Regions from separate parts of the Homo sapiens genome. Here region 2 is linked to region 1. Evidence: read pairs that join two places in POLR2A ChIA-PET (ENCODE). Cell type or tissue: PC-9. All regions are shown on one strand. Each heading gives the region's core, and the rest is flanking DNA. Links, peaks and the distances in the headings are about the cores only. Region 1 has its middle 120 kb from the start of LINC02225. Region 2 has its middle 130 kb from the start of LNCBRM.

What was found. ChIA-PET counts read pairs that join two places held together with the same protein. Peaks named below come from ENCODE experiments on the same cell type or tissue, not always from the same donor. Only the 100,000 strongest peaks of a DNase experiment are listed, where the experiment ranks them.
Region 2: POLR2A ChIA-PET joins it to region 1 with 14 read pairs; 3 of 35 experiments call an interaction of 5 or more read pairs at or near these places.

Annotation. Positions count from the first base shown.
Region 1 is chr5:57,779,425-57,788,173 of GRCh38, forward strand. No RefSeq gene overlaps it. Among named protein-coding and RNA genes, the nearest start is that of LINC02225, 120 kb to the right of the region's middle. In PC-9, for the core only: no CTCF peak of the experiment used is centred there; a DNase peak (open chromatin) is centred at 4,857; H3K27ac peaks cover 1,362 bases.
Region 2 is chr5:57,694,104-57,702,852 of GRCh38, forward strand. No RefSeq gene overlaps it. Among named protein-coding and RNA genes, the nearest start is that of LNCBRM, 130 kb to the left of the region's middle. RefSeq lists an enhancer at 4,667-5,171. In PC-9, for the core only: no CTCF peak of the experiment used is centred there; a DNase peak (open chromatin) is centred at 4,878; H3K4me3 peaks cover 376 bases.

The DNA of each region.
Region 1 (8,749 bases), core at 3,130-7,129:
TTTACCTGGAGGAAGATAATTTCTTGAAGCTTCTTGTGCCTGTGAGAGCCCAAAGCTATTTTGCAGCTGCAATATTGATAATGTATTCACATTCTCCCCAGAGCACTGGATTCTTTAACCTTAATATTGAGTCTGGAATGAGATTCTGTCCTCTAGAGGTCACCAATGCACCAGATTTGAAGGCCACGGAGGCTTCTAAAATGCTCAGGAAGAGCTAGGTGTCCTGTTCACATATGAATGAAAGAGAAAATAAGGCAAGTAAATTATCCTAATGGTTATTTTCCAGCTAGTCTCTGAAGAAGTAGGAAATCTGGTTTTCAATAAGGCATTTTAAAATGGATTTATCTTGGTTTATCTTGGCTTTTCTCTGCACTGATCTAGCTGAAGGAAACTCCTATAGTAATTAAATACTTCTTAACAGATAGTTTACTTTTGATAGTGAGAGAAGAAACTTTTCTAAATAGAAGAAAAACTGATGTAGAAATAGGCTATTATAGCCTCCATTAAATGAGTGTTACTTTCACTGGTGCTCTGGCCAAGGCAGAAGGTCTCTCTGTGCCTCCTCAGCACACTGTCTTCAAAGGGCATGGGGACACAGAAGCAGGGAAACATGGCCCTTTAATTCACAGTTATATAATTTTTGAGTTGCTTTATAAGGAGAGACGCCATCTAAAGTATTTATATCTCTGCAGACAAATTAGAAACTGCACATAAAGGGATCACTTTGAGAGTCAAAATATGCCTTTCCCTTGGGAGAACAATCAGTCAAGAGCCAAGAAAGTGGTAGTCTCCGTTTGGGACTATTGGGACCTAAAGGAAAGTCTTAATCAGACTTTGCCTTTTTAGTTATCCTGATGCGTTAATCTTGTATGAAGCTAGTTGTCTCCCTTAAATAGAACTAGCCAGGAGAACAGCACTCCACGTCGGCAGCCGGACTGAACGAGGGGAGTATACACTGCGCTGCCCAGGGTTTGGGAGGTGCGGTGTCCTAGCCTGGTGCCCATGGACTGCACTGTTCAAGGCGTGACCTGAGAGTCACCACCAGCGGTTCCCAGCATTGTTCCTGCTGCTCTGGTTGCTCTCCAAGGAGAGGAATTCCTACACCACGACTTTCCCAGGGTCCAGACACTTGCCAGCACCTGACCCATCAGGAAATCGCCTCTCCCCTCTTCCTTCCCCTATTCCTTCCCGAGCATTCCCCAGTCCAGGGTGTGGTCAGCCCTCAGAAGATCTGCTGGGATTGATTGACAAAAAAACAAAACCTTCCTCTAGATAAGAAAGATCACAGTGCTATAGGAAATCTATTTACTTCTGGGTGGCACTTGTCTACCCTCTCTCTCATTCTCTCTAACACTTTTAACTGCTGACTGTGTAGTTTCTTATCATTTCTTCAAGATATGTGGGGCAGTCAATCTTCAATCAATGAGCATTGTTTGGGTAACTCTTTTTATGGCCAATTCACAAGGAAGTAAAACATTTTGTCCTAGAGAGTTAGTGGTGGTCTTTCTCAGGGTTATTCGACATTTTCTTTAGCACTAAGAAAGAACAGAGACAAATTTTTATTTCTGAGCTGTTTCCGTTAGCTGAGAGCCCCCTCTAAAAGCTGCTAGTACTACAGAGATGTGAGAGTTCAGCAAAGGATGGCACTCGTCATCTATTCTGGAGAATCCTGTAACGTGGATAATATGCTAGGTGGGTGGCAAAGTGTTGTGCAATGTGCTTTGCTAGGTTGAGAATCGTGTCCCTGACTTCTTGCCGATGTAGAGCTGACAGAAAGCTTTCTGGGGATTCAGTGGTTTGATCTTGGTTACCAGTTGAGTGACTGTAAGCAAGCCTCTCTTATGTCTTATTTCTCTTATTTGTAAAGTAAAAGGTTTGGACATCATTTTCTCTAAGGTCCATTTTGAAGCCAGAACCCACTCTGAGAAATTAAGGCTGCTCAGTCAGGGCAGTTGCATCTTAGCAAGTGTGTTGGCCTCTTAAGACTGCCTTAACAGTGTACCAAAACCCAAATGGCTTAAAACAACAGATAATTCATTTTCTTATAGTTCTAGAGGCTGGAAGTCTGAAATCGAGGTGCAAAGAGGGCCAAGGTCTCTCTGATAGCTCTAGGGAGAATCCTTCCTGGCTTCTTCTGCCTCTTGGTGTTTGCCAGCAATCCTGGCATCCCCTGGCCTGCAAATGCCTCACTCCAGTCCTATTATCATCTTCTCCCTGTGTGTCTTCACACGGTCTTCCCTCTGTGCATGTCTGTCTCTGTGTCAAAATTTCCACTTTCTATAAAAACACAGTCACATTGGATAGGACCTGCCATAATGACCTCATTTTAACATGATTACTTCTGTAAAGACCCTATTTCCAAATAAGGTCACATCTTGAGGTACTGGGGAGTAAGACTTCAGTGTATCTTTTTGAAGGGATATAGTTCAAACCATAACCGTAAGCACATAACAAATCCCTCTGTGCTGGATATCTTCTCTTTGACCTCTGGGTGCATTGTCCATGTTATTTTGTGCCCTGGCCTCTATAGATTATACCAAGGGATTCCCTTGTCCTCCAGCTTTCAGTTGGGTTTAGCAATGACAGGCGATATGATGGAAGAGGAGAGTTGGATAGGGTGAGTGGTGGTATTTAGTCCCCTGCGGGGTTCTCTCTCTGTAATAGGAGATGTTACTACAGGCTGGCTCTTCCTTTAAAGAGACTTTATCCACACAGATTTCTTTGCCTCTGGGACTCTTAGGGCTGCGTCAAACCTTTAGGCTAAAGGTCAACAATTATTTCCCTCCTCTGGCTTCACTGTGGTTTCCCTACAGTGGATCCATACTTTAAAAAATATATTATTTTTATTAAACTCTCTTTATATTATCCATTTTGAGTGGAACGTCTATTTTCTACAAGGATTCTGACTCTACATTCTCAATGACTGAATTGTTTTTCTAGAAGTTTAAGGTGTTAGTTTGGCCCAGAGAAGTCTTGGGAAGGATAAGTTGTCTTGCAATTTGGAGAACCCCTAGTCCAAGAAACATTCAAAAGTCCAGGTCTAGTGAGGCAGGTACACCAGGCTTGGTGATATACCTAGCCTGTATCTGGATGATGTAGGTAGGGACATTTGTAGGTTTATGACCACTCTGGAACAGCCCTTCCAGGGTAATTGCGCATCCCGGAGCCAGGCTGGCTTTCACTAAACCCACCTGGACTTTCTCTGTCTTGTCCCTGCCTCCCTGCAGGACTTCACTGCATTTTTTTCACCCAGTATCCAGATTTCTTTCAGTAATACAATGACTTTCTTTTAAAAATTGTTTCACATATAATAATTTCTAAGTCAGTTTTTTTAGGTCAACTTAGTCATTACTAATAAACATGCTAGGGAAAGAATATTGTGTCAGATATTCTATTGGATATTCCATTTGATGTTCTATTTTCCAAATGGAGAAAAGAGGCACATGTATGAAAGGGATTGATGACAATCTCTAGAATGACACATTCTTAGACTGCCCTGTGAAGCAGATATTACTATCCATTTTAACTAAATGAAGCAACTTGAGTTTCTGAGCAGTTCAATGAATTACTCTGCTTACTCAGCTAGTAAGTTTATAAGGGCTGGTTCTCAAATCCACGTTTTCAAATTCCATTACTTGCTTCTAAAAAGGTCTGTTTGTTTTTACTATGATGTTCATAAGCCTTTTAAGAAAAGAACATCTGTACTATATGATTTGGTACATGGCCTTTCCTCCCTCCCAGTGTCCAAGATAGCACTTTGCACATAGCCTAGCATTCTGAAGACTTCTTGCATGGAAGAGGCAGAGAAACGCACCTGAGAATGTTGCATAGCTGTTAAACTCCCTTTCTTAAACTCATTTCTCTGTCGGATTTCTACAGATCCTTAAAACATTATCTGTTACACATTAAGTCAGTCTTTTTTTTTTTTTAAATTGGCCTTTCTTCAATGAATTTCAATCTTCCCTTCACCCTGGGTGCCCCGGTGGCTGTTGCTTTCATTCTGGAACTTGGGTAAAATCTACACCCACATCGATTTGTTAACAATATCTGTTGAAAGCCTATTGTGCTTTGGCTTAGCTGATCGCTGCTGTAGCCATGAAAATGGACACCTATATTTAAGGGTGAGAATTATACCACGGATATGAAATGTCTCTTAGAATGGACAAGGGAGAGGGACACATTACTAGAAAACAAAGAAAACACACTGAGTTGAATATTTGTGGCTTAAGTTGCTAGTTATACTTGGAGAATTCTGAGTTGGTTTGCATTAGAATTCTTATTGCCCTTTTTAAGGAGGAAACCCCCCCCAAAAAAACTCATTAAAAAGTAGAAAGGGTTTTTTGGATATCAAGTAGCTCTTTCCACATCACATTTGGCTGATTCCAGTGTGAAGGGACAAGAAATGCTTAAATGTTCTTTTCTTTAAAGCCCACTTGGGATTAAGTAAGAAATGGAAAACATCCTACAAAACCCATGTGAATTGTTTTGGAACTCAAACATTTGGAGAGGCACTTATAAGAATTCTTTTATGTTTGAGAATGCCCGCGTTGGTTTCACTTTTACTCTGGACATTTTCTGTGTACCTTATTACAGTATCATCACAGTTTTATTATTCTAGGCATAAAAGCAGCAGATTTTTTAAAAAGATATAAATAATATAAAGCAAAAGAAAAAATCTATAGAGAATAGGAATAATTGTGCCCCCCCTCTCAAAAAAATCCCTTATTTATGATTGACTTTCAGGGTAAGAGAGGTGGGGCAATATGAACTGGTATCCATGATAAGGCAAGGGTAGTATGCCTAAAGCGTTGCACAGAAGGCAGATTTATCTGTATTTAGTCATTTCTCTTACTCTTGCCAGACTTGTTTTCCTGAATGTCACTTTCGTTGTGTTGCATTCCTTCTTAAGCAATTAGCTTGGCTTCTCACTGTCCACTGAGTCAAGTTTGTGCTTCATTCCCTGGATTTCACAGCTGTGCAGAATAGTATCCAACTTGGTTTCCTGCTCTTTCATGAAGGACGAGGTCAGAAGAAAAGCCCAGAACTTCATAGGTGATGAGCAAGGTCATTCTGGGAATGGTCAGGCTCCTTTACTGGATGAGTTCACAAAGGTGAAAAGAGGTGCTTGAAGACAGTTCCTGGGGGGTGCTAGGACCCCATACAGGTTATTGAGACAGGAATCAAGGTCCAGCTTCCTGATCTCAGTAAAAATGCGGGGACTTGACTACGAGACGTGGCCGAAACTCTCTTTAATGCTACAGCACAAAGGCCAGAGAGAGGCTAGTGTCAAATCTTTGTATGCAATCCTTGAAGGTACTGCACAAAGTCCCCTAATTATGAAACAGGAATAGTTTTAAAAGAGACATCCTGAAGCTGAAGGTGGAAATCACAGTGTTCCAGTGCTAGAAATCAGGAGGAGGGTAGACCCTTCTCTTGCCAAATGGCTTATATTTAGTCTGATCTATGTTCTTTGGGCTGTAGACTTGCCTGAGCATATGTGGTAGATTGGAGGGAAGGGCCAGGAGGACTGCATTTATATAAAGGACCAATATGATATCTGGTGCACATGACTTTCTCTAGAAATAGGGTAGTAATTATGAATACCATATGAGCTGTCACTCTAAATGTCATCAACTCAGTTTCCATGGATTTATGTCTGAGTCTTAGGTTCAGAGGAAGCTGCAAATAAAAACTGGAGGAGTTGTACCCTTGCAGAATAAAAATTAGCACTATTTTGGGACCAATGCATATAATAATACAATATTCAGAGGTTTTTCTAACTCCATTATCGACATACCAAAGCTTTGCTGCATTGGGGGCTTTTAGAGGAAGCACTGTAGTTTCTTTTTTGTTTTAATTGATGACTTTAGCACATCACAGATTTTATCCGAAAAAGAGACAAGTAAAGTCCACTTAATGTAATTGTAATAAGTAGAAAGATACATCATCACTGCATATTCTTCCATGACACTTATTTCATTTTTTTCCTTCTAACTTTAAAAATTGTGGGGAATGTACATTAGGTGATTTATAATATATTATGTAGATATAGTTATTTAATCCTTTTGAAGTATCATGTTTGAAAGAGAAATGTATTGTCTTCTAACAAACTACAATGGTTTGCTTATTACATAATTAATTCATGGTAACATGCCAACCTCATGCTATCAAATGCAAAACCCATAGATCTTGTCATCTGGGCAATTCTTTCGAGGCAATACAAGAGTCATCCTCTCCCTCCCCTTGTATGTTTGCAATGGGTGACAGGAATGGTTAGTATCACATTTAATTATATAATTATGCACATTATGTAATTGGAAAACATTACTTTTTGTATGATTCCCTGTAAAAGATGGTTTCCCAAGATATAATTTGATTTTTTTCCACCTCAACTGACTGGAATAGCAAGGTAAGATTATGAAAGAGTTCAAAGGATAGAATCAAAGACTTTGAGAAAATAAAAGCAATACAATTGACTGATGCTCTCAATCATCAGTTGTACTGATTCCAACAGCCTTTAGTTTGGGCTACCCTGCCATATATATGAGGTAACTTATATATAACCCAAGAGACAAAATAGAATAATCTGTTTCATGGAAATATTTTGCATCCAATACAGGATCCGAGAAATTAGGAACAGTCTGAAGTTCTCTTGGTCCTCTAAATAGTCAATTAATGATAGAGATGGAGCCCCAGGCTAACCTGAATTTAGTCAGTTAAATGGCATGAAGTTGTTTAGAAACTGGATCAACATTTATACGGGTCAAAAGTCCAGGGACCTTTATCTCAAGACTACTAAGAGAACAAAATCAGTATGATGAGAGGAAAAGAAAAAATGTTTAAATGTAAAATATTAGTGAAAGGTTTTGCATAATGAAGTGTTAGAGCTGAGAGGTTCTCTGAAATAGACTAAACATCTGTTTTCTAGGACTGAACAGATTCCTGGGATACAGGGCTTTCAGTGCTAAGAATATCTGTGACCAGTTGGCCACCTATCGTTGAGCACATTCCACCCAACTTCTTCACGTTACATAGAAAAGTAATAAGGTACGGTTAGGTGAAATTACCTAACCGTACCTTTTTAGTCTGTTTTAGTCTGTTTGTGCTGCTGTGATAAAATACCTCAAACTGGGTAATTTACAAAGATCAGAAATCAATCTTCTCACAGTTCTAAAGACTGGGAAGTCTAAGATACTAGAAGATTCAGTGTCTGGTAATGGCTTTTGCTTTCTTGCTGTGTCCTCACATGCAGAAGAAATGAAAGCGCCAGGAAGATCTCTAAGGACTCTTCTATAAGGGGTATTCATCCTAGCCATGAGGTTGGAGCACTCATGGCCTAATCAGCTCCTAAAAACCTTACGTCTTAATACTATCACACTGACAACTGAGTTTCAATGTATACATTTTGGGGGCACAATCAGACCATACCAACTGGCCAGTGGCAAAGTCAAGAATACATTCCCAATCTGGTGCTTGTCCCACCACACTTGGTTTAGATGCCAGAAGATGGGGCTGAGGGCCTCTAACTAGGGAGGACTGATTACAATGGAATTAATAGTAATGAAAAATATGATTACAATAGCAATATAATAAACAACAAATTTCTAGAATCCTGAAAAAAGTTACAACTTTAAGTCATTTCTCCCCCTAAATCATCATGTTTTTCAGTTTAAAATATTTACTAATTTCCCTCGAGATTTCATTTCTAACTCTAAGGGTTATTTATAAATGTGATCTTTAATTTCCAACTATCTGGACATTTTCCAGTATCTTTCTGTAATTGATTTCTAATAAATTCTCTTGCAGTCAGAGAAAATACTCTGTATAATTTCTATTCTTTTGAATAGAATTGTTTTATGACCCAGAATACAGTTAATCTTAGTGAATGTTCCATATGCACCAGGAAAAGATGTGTATTCTACTACTCTATAATGTGTCTTCTTATAAATGCCAATTAGTTTGAGTTGATAGTATGGATGAGATTTTCTTCTATCTGTATTGATTTTCTACTTGTTCTTTTAATTACTGAGAGAGGGGTGTTAAAATCTCCAGCTGTATTTGTGCATTTGTCTGTTTCTCCTTTTAGTTCTGTGAGAATTTTTCTTGTATTTGGAAGCTCTGCTATTTGCTGAATATGTATTTAAGATTATTATGTATTCTTGATAAATTGACCCTGTTATCATGAAATGTCCCTCTTTATACCTGGAAGTACTCTTTATTCTAAAGGCTTCTTTTTCTGCTATTAACATAGCTGCTTCAACTCTCTATATATTGATGATTTCATGATATATGTATTTTTCATCCTCTCATTTTTAAGTTATTCCTGGCTTTGTATCTAAAATGGGTTTCTTGTAAACAACATATATTTTGAGTCTTGCTTTTTTCAGTTTGACAATTTTCATTATTTAATTGGAAGTTAGACCTTTCAACATTAATGCAATTATTGATATGATTGGATTTATGTCTGCCATCTTACTATGCATGTTTTCTATGTGTCCCATCTGTTCTTTTTTTAATTTTTTAAACTGCCTTCTTCTGGATTAACTGAACATTTTTTAAATGATTTATTTTATCCCACTACTAGCTTATTAACAGTATCTTTATTTTATTTTTTATGGTTGCTTTCTGGTTTATAATATACATCTTTGATCACAATCTATAGAGTATCACACCATTTATTGTGACTTACTTTCATTTCAATTCTCTGATTTATTGAATTATGTTTTACCATTGAATGTGTTATGCTCCA
Region 2 (8,749 bases), core at 3,118-7,117, 85 kb before region 1:
CAATTACACACAGTGTTGCAATCAATATTCTTTCACATGTATCTCTGTGTATTGGTGCTTTTATTTCTCTTGGCTAGCATCAGAATTCAAAAGGTTGCATATTTCTGACAGACTAGGTTCTCAAAAGGTTGTGGAAATTTATAATCCCATCTACAGTATTTAAGAATCCCAAATTCCTAATCTCACCAACTTTGAAAGCTATTAACCTTTCAAAATTGTTGTCCATTTGAATGGAAAAATGCTATTTTGGGGGTATTTAATTTGCAACTTCATTTATACTTACCATATCTACTGCTTTTTTTTTTAATTTAAAAAAGGAATGTGAAACACTGAAACAAACTCAAATATTATGGATGTCACTTAAGAATAAAGGAATGGCTTTTTTCTATTCACAGATTAGATGTGCAGGAGAAAAACAGTAATATTAAACAAAGCAAAAGATAAGTAAAAACAGTATTTAGTTGGAGATAAATTAAGAAACTTCTTATTCATATCACAGTTGACATTGTTGTTAATTATTCTATGTGAATTGTGAACTTAATTTGGAAAATATGTACTGATATATTACATATTAAAAGCTTTGTTTTTGTTTTAAAATGTGCTGAATAAATTTTGTTAGTGAAATATATTAAGGTGAATACAGAAGAGCTTGTGCGTTCTTCCTTTTGTTTTAAAGTCATATTTCTTGGGTTCAGAGTGACACACAAAACAGAGGACTTCAGGTGCCTGAGGCAGTGGTTCTACATCTTGGCTACATGTTGGACTTGCCAGGAGTCACCTGGCAAGCTTTATTGGCTACTGATGCCTCCATCCCACACTCCAGAGCTTCGGATTTAATTAATCTGGGATGTAGCCTGATTAGGGGATTTTTAAAAGCTTCCAGGTGATTCTGATGTGCAGCCAAGGTTGAGATCCACTGATCTACAGGATATCTTTATTTCACCCTATTTCTTATCCTGCAAGAAATTAAGAAAATTGAACGAAGGAGATTTGCATTATTAATGAAGCATAATAAAATACAGCTTATGACAGAAAAAGCTACACAGCTTTTGCTACTTTCAGGGGACCAGTTTACCGATGCAAAAAACAAAAATCCTTCTCCCATAATGATGTCAACTCTCTTTCGCTCTCTCTTACACACACACAAACACTGTTTTCATTCTGATAGATCATAATGGCTTGTTTGTCTTGCCCTTGAGTTGCATAAGTTGATCTATGTACCCAGGGAAAAGGTACTGACTTTCTATCTAAAGAGATACTGGGAAAATGTCTCAGCTAAAGGAAAAAAAAAAAAAATAGCCACAGCAACACATCACTTTCTGCTATGGAACAATGTTACCCAGGCAGGCCAACCCTGATTTTCCTGCTTTCTGAAGTCCAGCCAACAGGGAAGTGCCCCACCTTCTTTTTGCCAGAAATCGTAGGGGCGATTTGATTCCAGTACGTGCTTTGAGCAGTGAAATGGGGTGCTGGTGTCCTCTAGAGCGGCAGCCTTCCAGTGTTTCATAAGCCATGAAAGTGCCTCCCCAAACTCAGAAACCTGTGTAGTTCCTGGGTCCTGGCCTATAGTTTTGTCTGTGTCCTCATTATCACAACACCAGCCCCTGTAAATCCCAGGGTGAGGAATGGGGCAAGAATAGGCGGTCGGCGACTGTGTGCCAATGGCAAGAAGTCAGAGGAAGGGAGGCTCCATCTACCTGTCAAGACCACTACCCCTGGGGCCTGTCACAGCTGACACCCATTCGTGTGTGTCTATTCAGTTAAAAGTAATAAATTTTATCTTGTTTAGGAGACAGGTGGTGGAGATTTTTACTTTTGTTTTTGGCAGTGAAGGCCTGTACTCTGGAGACTAGGGATTAGGTCATATACAAAATCTAGAACCAGATTGCTTTGTAGCCTTTCCCTTCTCTGTCCTTCTGAGGGCCATGCATCTGATAGGTAGGATCTTCTGGACTCCTAATCAGACAGCCTTCCCACCTCCTTGTCCCTGGTATCTCAGCCAAAGGCACACTTTAAAGATGGACCATTCCCTCTGGAGTCCTAAGGTGAAATAAATATAAACCAGGAACCTTACTCTGCAGACTGCCCTCTGTCTTTGCTAATTGGGATAATATTACTCACAGTCCCTTTGTCTTGCACTCTCTGGAGAGGTAGGAGGTGAAAGCACTGTTATGTCTATCACTACTGGGCAACAGAAAGTGAACCACTTTAGCTATTCCAGTGCCTCAAACTGTTGGGAGAAAGATGATATAACAAATTTATTTGGAAAAACATATTCTTCCTATAATTTAGAAAGTCAAGTAAATGCATTTTCTTCATCATTTTGTTACAGAAAGCTGTAGGATAGTTTTAAAGGATATCATTTTCTCGAGCTGTAGTTTCTGTCTGTTCTGTTGTGTTTTTGTGAATAATGAGGCACAGCTGAGGAGCAGGCCCCTTACACAGGCAAGTTAAGGTCAGCACCCCAGCCTTTTGTTCACTTTCCCAGTTGCTTTGTCCCTGGAGCTTCCCCTTCTGGGTTGAGATTGGCTATTTTTCTTGTTTGTGCTGTTTTTTTGTATTCTTTTTATCAAATTAAAATTGTTTTCTTTTTTACTTAAAAATTATTAATCAACTTGGCTTGCATCCAAGGAAGATAAGCAAGCCAGGATGAGTGTATATTCAAGTTTGGGGCCTGTAATTTTGTCTTCTATGCACACTGGGCTGAAATTTCACAGGAGGGATGAGTCTTCCATATGCATGATTGTATAAATAGCATGGCTTTGTAATATGGGAGTGTAGTGGCCTTAAAATAGCTAAACTGGAATATGTAATGATAGTGCTAGTTTTTTAGCTTTATACATCTGTGTAGAGTGAACAACATCTTATTATGTGTATGTAATGTGTTAACAAAATGCCTAGCAGACAACGGTTGGCTTTGCTTGGAGGAGAACGAGCCTATATGACAGAGACTTGGCACATTGGTATACAGAGGAGCAGAAATTAGATAAGAAGTCATAGTGCTGGGGAGGCAAGATAACATCCTTCAAACAGTTCAGCCCGAAGCTGGCTGGACACGCCATAGAAAAGGGAGAAAATGAATCTGAAAGGCTACATGCCAGATGGCTAAAGTCTAAATAACAGTTTTCTACTGTCCAGGGCTATTCATTTGTTAGCCCTAGAAATTTATCTCTTAAAAACTTTTTATCCAGTTAACTTTTACTTGAGTTTAGTTTTTTTTTTTTTCTTTTTTTCTTTGGAGAGGATGGAGTCAAGTGACTTGCCAGCCATGAGACAGAGTGAGTGTGTTTGGATTGAATACAGAAGCCAGAGTCAACTTTTTTTTCTGTCTTTTTTAAATAACAGGATGGAGTTCCACTACTGCTTGGAGTAGAAGGCCAGGCCAGGGATCTTTATGTTAACATGATTTCCTTAACCCTTTAAAGCTTTGAAGATAAAACTGAATCCATTGTTTGTGCACTATTTACTGATAGAATATCATGCTAAACTCTGTATAATGAGTAAGGTATCCATTTCTCACTGTACTATTTTAATAAGTAATTCATTCACTTTTATTGGTAAGAGAGAGTCTTACCAATATTAAGACTCATGCCGTATTATCATTTTGACTGAAAGAGCCAAACTTTGTATCTTCCTTCCATATATACCATTGGCCACATCCTTTCCAAGATTCAAGGGCAACATCTCTAATTAAGATTTTAACCTTTAACCTAATCTTAACACAGAAAGGAAGCAGAGTACCATAAGGCAGATGCCCCCTTAGTGTGGCAAATAGGACTTCATTCCCTACAGTCACAAGGTCAAGGGATAGTGATGTTGGTCCCTGATGACCCATGAAACCTCAAATTCTCCACTATGCCCTCGTTTTCTTGTACTGAGTCATGCCAATGGGAACAAGTGTGTAGACATTAGTAAAACTCATAGACCCCCTCATGGTCTAGAGGACTTCTTAATTCAATGAATGGAAAATTAAGTTTAGATGAATAAAACCTAAGACTCACTGAATCTTAGAGGTGTCATAAGAACAGGGGAAGAAGTAATTTCAGAGGGCCATGAATAATACTTGCATTTTAACAGGAAGTCCAATTGGATTCTGATATTTTCATGTGGAAATGTTTCTAAAGAACAGACTGTAAATAGAAAATACGTCAGCTTGTGAAAGAGAAACCCTGATTTTTGTTAAGAGAATGAACTAGGCCCTAGAAACTGCGACTTTAAGCTTTGGCAGGATAGAATGACCTATTTTTCATGGTTTTTATTAGGGAAAATTCCTCAGGAATTGTACAAGTATACTTTTGGGGAAAAATATTTTTGTGTTCTACTTATCAGCCTCAATCAGAGGCTCAATGCTAAGGCAGTCCTCATTTGTATACTAAATCAAGAAAAACATAAGCACTAAACCCAAATTATTGTATTAACTTTTGAAAGGGATATAAAATATCATAAAATTTGTCCCAGGTTCTAATTGTGTTCAAGCATTTCTAGTGTATTTTAAATTATACATATTAAGTTTAAAAAAAATTAAAACATTTAGCAAAAATGGCTATATTAACTTATTACAGGAGGAAATCGAGGTCTATTCCTCGTAACAGAGAAAAAAAGCTAAAATTATAATTTTGAAATTCATACTTCCTATAATTTCAAATTGCTATTTTTACTTTCTGTTTATATTGTAGTGCTTGAATATTCATACTTCATAGGTCCTTAGTGTATTTCTTTTTCAGCTTCCTAAGTAAAAGGCACTGAGTAAGCTAAGGGGAGATTTAAATCTAAGGGAATAAAAACAGGCCTGACCTTCCATGGATCTAAGGAAAATGGGTATACAAGGCACCAGCAGGGAAGGGTGAGTGATGCCCTTCACATTCCTGAGAATAATGACACATCTGAATGGAATGCAAATACTCCAGGTGAAGAGGCTGTTCAAGTAGTGACAGGATAATGCTCTCATCTGCACTTCCCATTTACCCTCATGATTACAATAACCCAATGGCAAAAGCCAGCTGGCTCATGTATCAGCCTAGATTTATTCTTGACTCCTTTTTTTCCTTACTGTAATATATGAAAAATGGTATAAAAATAGAGAACAGAGACCACAGTGACATCCCACACAGAAGCTAATTTGTAAATTATCATATAGTTATTATATAAATTGAAAGTGGCCAGTTCTACAAACAGATGCAATTAAAAGGTGCCTATATGATTTAAGACAACAAAGGCTTCCCCCTCTTTCAACAACACTGTACTCTAAATATCTATTGTGTGGGCACATGATCCAGCTAGACAATTACGGAGCTCCTGCACATTTCCATGGTGGTGGGTCTAGGAGTTGGTTTGTGACCAAGCATAGACAATAAAGTCTTCTTGATGTGTGGGCACTAGATGAGATCTTACTTCCGTTTGAATCGTGAGTCCGATGACAGATTTGTGCTGCGAGTAATTATCTTTCCTGCTATATAGGGAAAGGCTATATGAAAATGAAGCCAAGACATGGGGATAAGCATGAAATTGAGAGAAAGAAAGTCTTGAGGGCAGAGCTCCTACATCTACATGCACCTTTGGATTCCCCAGTGACAGAAATGTTTTACCATTTTTTCCAAAAGCCAGTTTGAGTTAGATTTATTTTGCTTGCGATTGAAAGGGTATTAAAAACTTTAAAAGAATTCAGTCAGTCGCTGATGCTCGGTAACTTCCCTTGACAAAGCTTTTCTTTACGTCTCTCGTATGCTTCCCAACCTGGGTACTCATGTAATATTGCAGATTTGGGATTGACAATAAAAAAAGATAAGATTAAAGATTTATATAAGTTATAGTTTTATTTATAATTCAGCCTGAAATTGGTTGCACAAAGAGTAAATGCTTTAGGATTTTAGAGAGGGGTAGATAACTGGGAGCAAATGTAATTCAAAGAAGGCTTCATGCAGGAAGGAAACATGGACCTGTAATGAAGGGGAGGGGTTGAAGAATAGATGGTGAGGAAAGAGAAGAATATTGCAGGTGAGGAGAATAAGAGAAACAAAGGCACAGAGATGGGAGTGAGTCCAATGGAAAATGCCCTGGATAGAAGGATGAGGTTGTAATTGGGCTGGTAGGGAGGCGTCATTATATGACAAACAGATTTGGAAACCAGGCAAAAGACTTGTGATGTGGTGTGGTAGGAAATAGCAGCCCTTGAAAGTTGTGACCTGATAAAAGGGGTGTTTCGCAAATATTAGTGCTGCTGTGATATGAGAGAATGGCATAAGAAAGTCTTGTTAGGAGGCAATTTTCAGCGGTGCTATTTGAGGGAACAATATGAAAACTTGGATTTAAATTGAGGCAGTGAGAATGAAGACAGAGGTGAGAGGGTATAAAGACATTTAAAATGAAAAATAAAAATCCATAGGATATGATTGGGAGGATGAAGTGTGCTTGGAGATGGTTGACTCAGAGTTTTACATTCTTGGCGTCAGGATATATTCCTACTAAGTTGTAGGTAAAAGATTGGAATTGGATTCTAGGATGTAGTGAAAATGGGACTGGGCTTATCAATTGGGAGGAACTCCAAAGAGAAAATAGCAACCAGAGAAAGGATGATGAGAAGCAGAGAGGCCGAGAGAGGGAGAGAGACCCACATTCAAGCAACATAGAAGGGGGCAGAGAGAGAGGCACAGGGCAAGGCAATGGCCAGAATTATGGGGCAGAAGAAGCAAGAAAAGTCAGAAAAGCAATAAAGAAGGAATGTTTAAAGAAATAGGATAGAGATCTACATACAATACTGTCATCTTTAAAGAAGTGGTCCCCAAACTTTCATCATTAGTATTTCCTATAGTAGTAAAAATGTTTTGAGCCTGCACCAAAGGTATTTATTTATTTTAAATCACTTACATTTGTATTCTACTTATTCCTGATTAAATAACATACAAAAATTTGAGTTAAGGAAGAAATTAAAACATTAAATAATACTTTTACAATTCTAAAGCAAACATTTCCCTCCCACTAAAATAATAATAGTAAGAATAATATTAATATTTTTAGTAAAAGCATTGCAGTTTAAATTTTTATAATAGAATTTTCAAAGATAAAAATAAATAGAGGTAATACTATAATTACCCTCCATGGAATCATCATCCAACTTTAAAAATCTATAACATTTTGTCAATCTTGTTCATTTACCCATCCTTACTACTTGATATTTTGTAGGGGGTCTAGAGTATTATAGAGCAAACTCTAGACATCATTTTACCTATAAATATTTCAAGATGTATCTTTAATTTGTAATAAATTTTAAAAATAAACACAATGTTATATCACACCTAAAATTAGCAATAATTTCTTAATATCGAATACCAGTCCATATTCAAATTTCCCTAATTGTCTCAAAACATTTTTTAGAGTTGGTATATGTCCAAACCAAGATCCAAGCAAGATCCACTTAGTGTTTAGTTGTTGTGTCCTGTCTCTTTTAATTTACAAAAGCTTTATCTTAAATATATATATATTTCATTTGTTGTAGAAACCAGGTCATATTTTCTATAGAATATCTCATGTTTGGATATGAATTATTGCTTCTTTATGTTTTGCTTAATTTGTTTCTCTAGCTCCTTATTTGCTATAAACCAATAGTTAGATCTAGAAGTTGTGTCTTTTACTATTGGAATATACCAGAAGATACATATCTATTGACCCACTTTTAATGGTCATTTTAGATTTTAAGATTTATCAGTAGGCTTATGTATTTGAAACCTTATTCTATTCATCTGTTATAAAGAACTATTTTACCTAATGATTTTAGTATCCATTGATGTCCATTGCTTAGATACATTATTTTGGGGGTGGGGGGATTGTAAATTGTAACTTAAAAAAATTCTATTCCTCCTTCTGAATTTACAAACTAGAAATCTTCTATAAAAAGAATCATTTGTCAACTACTGGTCATCCCAAAATATGGTTCATATAAGAAAGATAGAACATTGTTTGATAATTTCCCTTTGTCATTTTTTCAGAAAATTGAGGTTTTTAAAAAAATTATTTAATATCATGATGAAGTATAAATTCATGGATTTTTATATATTTTATGTTTTAATAAACTTTAGTTGTTATTATATTTGGTGCTCAAAATTATCACATTGCTGGTGAAGCAGCCTCTCCAATTTGGCTACTAAGTCTTTTTATTAAAACTCATTAGTCTTTACTACCTTTTTTACTGTTGTCTCCAAACATAGCACCCAACATCAACAAGGTGGCCAAGTTCATCTTGTATATATTCTGCTCCAGACCTTCAAGCAGCATTTTTCCAAGGATCATTGATCCTTTTTAGTGGGCAACTGTATTTAGAAATCACAAGCTGTGCAGTAAGGGTGTTTACTGCTACTGGATTATTAATTCTTCTGGGATTTTTTTACTGGGAGAAGCTATAAGTGTGTGAGTGTATGTGTGTGTATGAAAGAAAAAAGTAACTTGTAAATACATGTTATTTCTAATTCTAATGTAAAAGTAGAGGGTTTTTATTTACATCTTTGGTTATATAATTTCTCCTGCTGAAAATCTTGATTATGAATGGAATTAACCTAATTAAAAGCTTTTAAATTTTGGTTTACATTTATGAATCACATAGTAGTATCATAATTCCAAGGTCTGGCCATGGGTTCCTTTAATTTAATACTTGGTTCTAGTGGTGTTCACATGAAAAATATATGAAGAACTAAGCAAAATCTTTAATGATACACTTAATAATCTATTGTTCAAATTTTTCAATCCTATCCACCAATTA